Linked DNA regions of Homo sapiens: region 2 is linked to region 1. The links are chromatin loops, found by intact Hi-C in ENCODE. Cell type or tissue: K562. All regions are shown on one strand. Links, peaks and the distances in the headings refer to the core of each region. The heading gives the core; the rest is flanking DNA.

Region 1 (5,322 bases), core at 1-5,000:
GTTGCAGTGAGCCAAGATTGTGCCACTGCACTCCAGCCTGGGCCATGGAGCAAGACTCTAGCTCAAAAAAATAAATAAATAAAATAAAATAAAATAAGGATATTATTACTACCTGCCTCACAAGTTACATGAATTAAATTAATACATGTAAAGTATATAGAACATTGTGCCTGGCACAAAATAAGCATTAAATAAATGTAAACTATAATTATTATTTTATGACTTGGCCAAGTTTGTTTGTTGACTTGTGTGAAATCTGAGAACTTAGAAGTCAAAATAAACCCCTTTGTTTTATAAATTAGAAAGTAGAGGCTGAGAGGTTTCAAAACGTCCTTTGGCTAGTAGATAGTAATATTAGGACTATAACCCTGAAGTTGTAACTTTTAACCCTGTACTCTTTCTACTAGACCACAGATCTCAAGATTTAGCATTTTTCAAATGACTATCCTATTTTATTTTACTAATTTAATACAGAGAAAAACTAGAAAATTGATTCACCTTAAAAGCATTTCTATGCAGGCCGTTTCTATTCAAACTTTAGGATTTGAGACTTACAAAGATAGTGTGCCCAATTTAAATATATGAGAAAGGTAAAAACAAGTAAGTATAATATGTGCTTGATTTATGATGTCTTTGATTTGCCATTTGGCAAAAAATGTTTCATTCTATTAGAGAGTTAACAGTTCTGTGTTCCAACATGGGAAATACCATTGTGTATGTGTGTTTACGTGCTTTTGGTTTTTGAGTTTGGTAAACTTAAACCTCTAAATCTGATGTGCTGTGTACTCAGGAAACTACTTAAAACTATCACTAAAGGATATTATAATAAAAACCCAAGCTCCTGAATTATTTAAAACTATAAGATTGCAGTCGTTAAACTAAACTAATTTTTATTTTTTTTTTTTTTTTTGAGACAGGGTCTTACTCTGTCACCTAGGCTGGAGTACAGTAGTGCGATCATGGTTCACTGTAGCCTCGACCTCCCGGGCTCAAGCAATCCTCCCACCTCAGCTGGCTAAGTAGCTGGAACTACAGACATGTGCCACCATGCCTCATTAAGGGAGAAGAAAGGCATGAGGAAAAGAGGAAGATTGTTATTGTCAATATATTTCATATTGGAAAAGGGCTCCATGCCACATTTTTGTTCTGTGGCCTTAGCGCCTCTCTCAGCCTAGTTTTCTTTAGCTGTAGAACAGGGATCCTAGTACTGCATAAAGTGTTTGTGAAGAAGAATACATTAGCTAATAACATAAAGGTTTTAATACAGTGCATATCATACAGCCTGGCCAACATGGCGAAACCCCATCTCTACTAAAAATACAAAAAATCAGCTGGGCGTGATGGTGTGCCTATAGTTGCTGCTACTTGGGAGGCTGAGGCAGGAGAATCAATTGAGCCTGTGAGGCGGGGGTTGCAGTGAGCTGAGATCGCGCCACAGCACTCCAGCCTGGGCGACAGAGTGAGTGAGACTCCATCCCAAAAAAATAAATAAATAAAGCCTATCTTCCGGCCAGAATATAAACTCCATGGATGGCATTTGTCTCAGTTAACACTCTTTCTCTAATAGCTCCTGAATTGCCTGCTAGAATCGCCTATAGGAAGACATGACATTATGGGGAATGCGTTAAGTAGCTCCCAACATGGTCATGTGCTCACACTAGGACTAAGATACTGTTATTAAATAAATCATGGAAAAATGAACTTAGAAAGGGATATGAAGGATTAGCCAGTAAGTCTCTATAAAACATAAGGGAATTATATCCATATTACCTTGTATATAAAATGCCTTATTTTTCAGCATTCTTTTTTTTGTTGTTTTTTTGAGACAGGATCTCTTACTCTATGGCCCAGGCTGGATTGCAGTGGCATGATCTTGGCTCGCTGCAGTCTCAACCTCCTGGGCTCAAGCAGTCCTCCCACTACAGCCTCCCGAGTAGCTGGGACTACGGGTGTGCATCACCATGCCAGGCTAATTTTTGTATTTTTCGTAGAGGGGGTTTCCACCATGTCACCCAGGCTGGTCTCGAACTCCTGAGCTCAAGCAATCTGCCTGCCTTGGCCTCTCAAATTGCTGAGATTTCACACGCATGAGCCCAGCCATTTTTCAGCACATTCTTTAGGCAATTTCCTTTCAGCATTTTAGAGTAGTAAGTACTCTAAGTAGAATTTACCAAGTTCTTGGTCTTCATAAATTGACAACCTCTTATTTTGTAGGTTATAGTGCCATCATGTGGATACTTTGTTTTCTTCAAATAAAATGTAACCTTTTTATAACAGAGACTAGAAAACCCAGCCATCCCAACACCCAGGTATGACAATTTATATTTTATGTTATTTATTTATTGAGAAAGGTCTCCCTCTGTCACCCAGGCTGGAGTGCAGTGGTGCAATCTCAGTTTACTGCAACCTCCACCTCCCAGGCTCAAGCGATCCTCCAACTCAGCCTCCTTAGTAGCTGAAATCATAAGCATGAGCCACTGTGCCCAGCCTGGCATGACAATTAATTTGGTATTTGTGTCTAAGCCTTTCTGTGTACAGATTCACTCAGGGACTTCTATATCTGAGTTTTTAGTATACAAAATTTGGAAATGATCATTTAAATGATAAAATAAATCTGAATACCATAGCTTGATAATACATGCAGTCCCCATAGATGATCAGTTTTCTCTCTTTCTGGATACTAGGCTGTGCAAAGAAATTGGGGCCAAACGTTTTTTTGCCATGTTCTGAAAAGGTAAGAATAAGAAATAAATATTAATGTGTGGAGCCAAAAGAGTAACCTCAGACTGGCTTAGGAGAGCAATATAGTCTGAGGAAAAGAGTTTCAAAAAATAACCTCCCTGAGCTGGGCAAGGTGGCCTGTGCCTATAATCTCAACACAGGTTGAGGTAGGAGGCCGAAGTGGGATGACTGCTTGAAGCCAGGAGTTCGAGATCAGCCTGGGCAACATAGTGAAATCCCATCTTTACCAAAAAAAAGAAAAATGAGCCAGATGTGGTAGCATGTCTGTAGTCCCAGCTAGGCGGAAGGCTGAGGCAGGAGGATCCCTTGGGTCTAGGAGTTTGCACCACTGGACTGTAACCTGGATAACAGAGTGAGACCCTGTCTCTATAAATAAATAAATAAATAAATAAATAAATAAATAAATAAATAAATAAAATTAATTTTAAAACCTCCCTAAAAATTATAGTATACCTAGATATGAGTACCAAAATATTTGTTTTAAAATCTGGGTGTGTTGATTTTCACAGAGAGCTAAAATTAGTCCATAACCCACTTAATATTAACTGACATCCACCAGAGATAAACATGGTAAAATTATATGGCTCAAGCAACTCCACAGTGCAAATGGAGATCCACAGAAATAGAGAGTTGGACCTTTAGAATTCTTTTTCTAACTTTGTTTAGTATTTACCTCCTTTTTAAGATAAAATAACTGAACCAATGAAAACAGGTACTTTGAAGCTGAAACTGAGCCTTACCTCCTCCAAGATTGAGAATGTGGTTGAAAATGTCCCTTGAATTTCCCAGTTACACAATTATTTAACAAACTTTGAATGTTATTTGTTCGGCTGCTATGTGTAGGTGAAGAAAATGTGAGCCAGAGAGACTCCATCCAATGTTAGATAAAAGGAACACGCAAGGAGCATTGGAAAACATCAACCTTTAAGGAGTAGGTCAGAAAAAAAGAACCAGCCAAGACATTTGGAAGTGTGGTGTGTGAGTGTGGATTGGCCAGCCTGTGCCTGGGGACCCCATTGTCCCCCTATTCTTTCCCTTTACCTCTCCATCAGTAGCAGTGGCTGGAGTAGAGGAATTGTGAAATGATCTGGACATGCCTGAAATGGGAAAACAGGGAATGCTTTAACTGGATCATTATCCTGGAAGCACTTTGACATGAGATATACCTTTTTCCCAAGTCCTAAACTCTTGTGGAGCAGCACAAACCAACATTGAGGCTTTTCTCCCTTTCCCTCAGGTAGACATGATCGCCAAGGCAGCTGATTGTCCCAAGGAATAAGTATGAGCAATGAGCACAGAGGGAAAATCATGAAACATCTGAGGACCATGAGAACTGCTAAAACAATACGTAGAACTAGCTATACCAGAGAAAGTCAAGTGAATGGATCAGACAATAAGAATTGAAAATAAGCTTAATAGAGCTTCAGAGAAAGAAGGGAGAATGTTGGAAACACAAAGCACAAACAAGCATTTGTGAATTGGATGTTGACAAATATTAATGAAATAACTCAATGGATGGGTTGAATATAGCTGGACAGTTCACTCATGAACCGGAAGATTAGAGCAAGGAAGGAACTAAGAAATGGAAAGCATGAAAGGAGAGTTAAGAAATGTGGAAGGTAGAAGCATAAATATTTTTCTAATGGAAATTCCAGAAGGGGAAAAAAAGAACATGTGAAAGAATTATTGCTGAGAATTTCCCAGAATTGAAGACATACTTTAGAATGAAAAAGGCCAACTCTAACTTTGGGATTTCTAGCTTCAGAGAAATGAAAATTTAGAATGACCAAGGGGAGTGCACAGGATTTTTTGGGCAGTGAAACTATTCTGCATGATACTATAATGGTGGATGCATGCTATTACACATTTGTCAAAACCCATTGAATGTACATCACTGAGAATGAAGCCTAATGTATGCACTTTGGATGATTATGATGTGTCAATGTAGGTTCATCAGTTCTAACAAGTAGAACATGCTGGTGCAGGATGTTGATAGGGAGGCTGTGCATATATGGGGGAGGGGATGAAAGGAACTGTGTACTTTCTGCTCGTTTTTGCTGTGCACCTAAAATTGTTCTGAAAAAAATCAAGTCTATTAAGAAAACAAAGACAGTTTTTTAAAGCATAAGAGCATACTTGTTATAAAAATACATGTAATGCAGTGTAATTTTAGAATTCAAGGTCACATATTTCTGTAACACTTTTATTCTTTCATGCCTACAACTTTCATGGAATGGTCCAGTCAAATAGGTTCCACATAATAGGAACCTTCAGTAATACACCACTCACATGTAGCAGAAGGACTTTAAAACAGTATATTCCCAACTCTTCTATTCATTGTGCCAATGTTGCCATATATTTCACTTTTACAAATGCTGTAAACATACAATACTTGTGCTATTTTTGCTTTCGATAGTTGCCTTTTACAGCAGTTAAAAAAAAAAAAAAAGCCAGTTGCAGTGACTCACGCCTGTAATTCCAACACTTTGTGAGGCTGAGGCAGGAGAATTGCTTGAGCTCAGGAGTTCAAGACCAGACTGGGAAACATAGTGAGACCTTGTCTCTACAAAAAATAAAATG
Region 2 (5,389 bases), core at 291-5,290, 1.8 Mb before region 1:
GGTAATGGGAAATTCTCATAGTTTCTGACAGAAATAGCTTCTTTGTATACAGCCTTTAAGAGAAACGCTTATATTGTTGAACATTAATTTCTTTAATAAATGAGGAGGTATGCATGATTTGATTATGTGAGGAAAACCATATCATCAAAACAATTGCACTTTTGTAATTAAATTTTGGGAATTATACACTAAATTATTGTGCATTTCTAAATCAAAACATACTAAGGAATCTTCTGTGTTAGAGAGCATTATCACCACTACTCCCACCACTACAGCCAGCATAATCATATATTTTCTTATTGGTGTATATTTTGTACCAGGAAAGTGGTAAACATGTTACATTCATATATTCATTTACTTATGTTAAAACGTTATCACATAGGTATCATTATTATCCCCACTTGACAGACAAGGCAAATGAGTGAAAAAGTTACTAACTAAATTGATAAGGGTCACAGAACTAGTTAGATCCAATAGGTGATTTGTGCTCTTAAATACCAAGGTAGAGCAGAAACTTAGAAATTACTTTTAAGGACTGGACATTTCTGTGTTAGACATTCTCAAACCACCAGAGAGAACAGTTAAGATGTTTATTTGAGGAGATTTCTAAATAGCATCCATGCTATTAATAGACTACCTGTGCCTATTCTACTCCACAAGTATTCTAGAACCTGTGAGAATTTTTAAAGTATCCCCAGGTGATTGTTCTTAATCCTTACTCCTCCCTAGTTAAAAGTCCTAAAAAATAAGGATAACTGAGAAATAGAATAATGCTTCTCATACTTAAATGTATATGGCAATCAGCTAAGAATTTTGGTAAAATGCAGATTCTAACTCAGCAAGTTTGGGATAGAGCCTGAGATTCTGCATACCTAGCAAACTTCCAAGCAATGTTGATACTGCTTGTCCGTGGACCACTCTGAGTAGCAAGGGTCTAGATTATTTGGAACTTGCTGCTAACCGGCCCAGTTACCCAAATATCATCAACGTAATGGACCAAAATGATATTTGGCAAAAATATTCAGATTATTATTTTGAATGTTATATTCATCTGACTTATCTAGTCATATAATTGTTCTTATAGCATTTTAATAGATACATTTTTAAAATCTGAACCATATTATCTTGATCTTCTTGTATGCTTTTTCTCACTTAAATTTATTTTCTATGATAATTTTATTTGATCTGTTTGTCTGTCTTAGATCTAGATAGAGAATGGTCTTAAGAGGATGAATATAAATGATAATTGGTATTTCATTCATTGAAATGTAACAATTTTTTGACGTTGAGAATACAAAATGTCGATATGTGAATGCATATACATTAGGAGGGCTGTTTTGACTGCTATCGTTGTCCTCCTAAAAGCTGGACAACGGCTTTGGATTGTCTACATTCTCTGGACAATAAATGGATTGTCTACATTCTCTGGAAATTCACATTGCATGAGAAGAGAACTAGTCTTCTAAATTTGAAGAACAGCCTTAAAGCTCAGTTTTCAAGTATGCACAAAGATACTGCTATGGTTTAAATGTGTCCTCCAAAAAGCATGTGTTGGAAACTTAATCCCCACTGCAATAGTGTTAAAAGGTAGAACAGTTAAGAAGTGACTAAGTCATGAGGATGCCAGCCTCATGAATGGATTAAGGCTGTTATTGCAGAAGTGGGTTCCTTATCATGGGAGTAGTTTATAAAAGGATGAGTTTGGCTTCCTCTTATTCTCTCTTATACTCTTTGCCTTTTGGCTTTTCACCATGAGATGACACAGCAAGAAGGCCCCATCAGATGCGAGCTTCCCAATCTTGGACCTGTCGGCCACCAGAACTGTAGGAAATACATTTCTCTTTACTATTAATTATGCAGTCTATGATATTCTGTTAAAGCCACACAAAATGGACAAGACAGATATTGTGAAGGATATTGATGAACAATATTTTTTCTATGACCAAGAACAATGATATACATTTAATTTTGCAGATAATCAGGTGATTAAGACTTATTTCAGCTTCTTCAAGCATCTGCAGAACTGGTAAAGCCCAGTGCTGGTTCTACCAGCACTGCTGTGTCCTGCAGGGCTCTTTGCTAGAAGCAACAAGGCCCTAATCATACTCTTTTCTTGTCTGGATTTTGACTTTCCTCCAATGGTATGCCTCAGTTTCTGTCTATGTTCCTTATTTTAGAGATGGCTCCTGCTGAGTTGCTCAGGCTGTTCTCAAACTCCTGAGCTCCAGCAATTCTCCCACCTCAGCTTCCTGAGTAGCTGAGATGACAGGCACAAGTCACTGCACCCAGCTGCTGCCTATATTTTTAAACCTGGTTCCTCAACCTTCCAGCCAAATCTGGGAACTCCATGACATTCATCCAATAAATTAGGTGTCTGTTTAAAACAACTGGATTTTCTTTCTGTTGTTTGCCCTGATTAATAGACAGCTTTGATCTGCTTCAGCTCAGTCATTTGGGCTTCTGTTTCTTATAACCGAAGAGCTTTGATTTAGGCTCTTTTCAAATAAAAAAACCACAATAAATGGAAAGCCAGACACTTCTATCACATTGTTTTTCAAGTTGAAAAGAGATTATACAGTAGTAATTCTTCATCATTTTGGGATCACTAAAAGTAAAAATCATTGTTGGAGATTACTGTACCCACACTCCAGAAAGATGTGCATCTATATATACACAAATAAATTTGCTTATAATATTCGGGAGTTCTGAGACAGAACAATGGAGTCAGGTAAAATGTTATAAAATACACTTAATTTTTTTCAAAGAAAAGAATATAGAATTTATTTTAGAATTTATATTTTCCAGCTGGCCGCAGTAGCTCACACCTGTAATCCCAGCACTTTGGGAGGCCGAGGAGGGCAGATCACGAGGTCAGGAGATCGAGACCATCTTGGCTAACACGGTGAAACCCCGTCTCTACTAAAAATACAAAAAAAAAAAAATTAGCCGGGCGTGGTGGTGGACGCCTGTAGTCCCAACTACTCTGGAGGCTGAGGCAGGAGAATGGTGTGAACCCGGGAGGCGGAGCTTGCAGTGAGCCTACATCGCGCCACTGCACTCCAGCCTGGACGACAGAGCGAGACTCCGCCTCAAAAAAAAAGAAACATTTTATTTTCCAATCTCTTGTCCAAAAATAGATATTGTGTACAGTCTCATTCTTGCCTGTTACAAATAGCTCATTCTGACTTTGGTTTACTAATGTCACTAATGTCTTTGACAATGGTCTCTGGATTGTTTGTTTGTTTTGTTTTGTTCTGTTTGAGACAGAGTCTCGCTCTGTCACCCAGGCTGGAATGCAGTGGCACGATCTCGGCTCACTTGCAAGCTCCGCCTCCGGAGTTCACGCCATTCTCCTGCCTCAGCCTCCTGAGTAGCTGGGACTACAGGTGCCCACCATCATGCCTGGCTAATTTTTTTGTATTTTTAGTACAGAAGGGGTTTCACCGCGTTAGCCAGGATAGTCTCGATCTCCTGACCTCATGATCTGCGCTCCTAGGCCTCCCAAAGTGCTGGGCTTACAGGCGAGAGCCACCATGCCCGGCCTCTGGCCCCTGGGTTTTTAATCCATGTTCACACTTCTCATTCTAGGATGGAAGTCCTAATTTAAAGTCAATGACATGGTAAACCCATTAAGTATTCTTATTAGCTTCCTTTCAAGGGATCCTAGATTATGCAGTGTAGGATTTATGTAATGCAAGACCTAGCTGCGAAATAATTGGGGATCAGTAAGTATTGGAGGCAGGAGGAGCCACAAATGATATTCTGAAACATCATGTCCAATTCCATAATAAACCTCTGCTTCATGTGCAAACTGACAAGCAATCCACCTAATGTTACCAGGTTTAACCTTTTCTTTTCACACTGAATTCTGTTTCACTTTTTCACATTTACTCTTTTGATTATTTTCCAGAAAAGCAAAAAAGTAGTCTTAAAAAAGAAAACTGAAAAGCCAATTGAAAAACAATCCGTTTTTAAAATAATTGATTTTAATGCTTCCCCATCAGCAACAACTGATTCCAATTTAATGCACAATATCTTCTTTAATTGTAATAAAAGGCTTATTAGAGGCTCTCGATTTACAGAAGGATTTATCCAATTTCAGCTGAAGCTGCCCATTCCTTTTTAGATGCTTTCCAAGGCAGATTGTCTGCAGTTAGTATGCGGCTCAGTGACCCTCTGTTGTCTCGGCTCCACACTGTGGTTTGGTGCCACAGGTGCATTTAGCCAAAATATGGGGAAAAGTGCAAAGGAGGAGGAGGGAGCACACAGAGAAAAAAGAGAGGGAGATGCCAGAAAGACAAAGACTGCAAAGAAACAAAAGCAATAAAAATGCACAGAAATCAGATATTTTGCACACTAGATCTTGACTTCTGCCTATCTTTCCTATTTGTCAAGGTCAGTTAAATAACCTAAGGTTATTTATTTGAGAACTTTAGTAAGATAGTGTGTGACAGGTGTGAAGGACATGACCATCCCTCAATAGCACATGGCAGGCAGGTGTGCAGTGCCGGATGGCAAGTGAGGAGGAAGCTGTGCTGACTTTTACTTACTATTTTCACCCTTTTCTTCTTCCTTTTCATCAAATATTTGTTGATTGGCTCCTGTGTTCTATTTGGCCAGTTCTATTTGGCCTCTAAGGTGTGCTGTTCATTGGATGATATTTATTAATATTTAGAGGGAAAAGTGGTCAGAACACCTTGCAGGGCAATGCAAATGCACCTACTCTTACGGACGTACTAAGAAGCACTAAGTGAAAGGAAAGGCCAAATGAAGAAGTGAAACACACGTTTGCTAGGGATCTGGTAGTACTTGGTTCTGGTTTCAGCTTTGTTGTGTATTAACTGTTTAATCATCGACAAAATCACTGACATCCAAACCTCTGTTCTTCACCCATGTGAGATCTTGTTGGAGCTGTGTTCAGGGTTACATAAAGCTGTGAATGAAAACGGCAGAGAAGAGAACCCAAACAGATAAACATAACAGCATCCCAGGGACACAAACAGCTAAAACAGGCAGTGATTACAACCAAAGTATTTATATGAAAGAACAGGTTCAAAGATGACATATCAGGACAGATTTCCATCACTGCAGACCAGTGATAGAAGGCTCCAGACTGGTTTAACGTAGGACATGAACCCATGTTTTGTCATCTGTGTCTCCTGAGCCATTGGAAAAAAGCTACAAGAAATTTTTGTGTTTATTGAGACATGAACAATGCATTGGGAGGACTTGTAAGAAAAACGAAGTCACTTTGGAAAAACTGATTTACTGTACTTTACTTTCCTTAAATACGAATTAAACCAGAGAGGCCATGCCAGCTACAAATTTACTAAGCCATACCAAATTCTTAAGGCAAATTGATAGTTTCATAGTCCTACAAACGGATCCT

Evidence for each region. Hi-C counts contacts between places; a loop is a spot of excess contacts. Peaks named below come from ENCODE experiments on the same cell type or tissue, not always from the same donor. Only the 100,000 strongest peaks of a DNase experiment are listed, where the experiment ranks them.
Region 2: a loop joins it to region 1, with 12 times the contacts of the local background. A loop is called at or near these places in 9 of 110 quality-filtered maps.

The regions. Positions count from the first base shown.
Region 1 is chr10:35,117,398-35,122,719 of GRCh38, reverse strand. It overlaps a transcript of CUL2 not described here. Among named protein-coding and RNA genes, the nearest start is that of CREM, 6.8 kb to the left of the region's middle. In K562, for the core only: a CTCF peak has its summit at 2,223 (motif pointing left); a DNase peak (open chromatin) is centred at 2,199.
Region 2 is chr10:36,872,296-36,877,684 of GRCh38, reverse strand. No RefSeq gene overlaps it. Among named protein-coding and RNA genes, the nearest start is that of ANKRD30A, 250 kb to the left of the region's middle. In K562, for the core only: no CTCF peak of the experiment used is centred there; no DNase peak of the experiment used is centred there.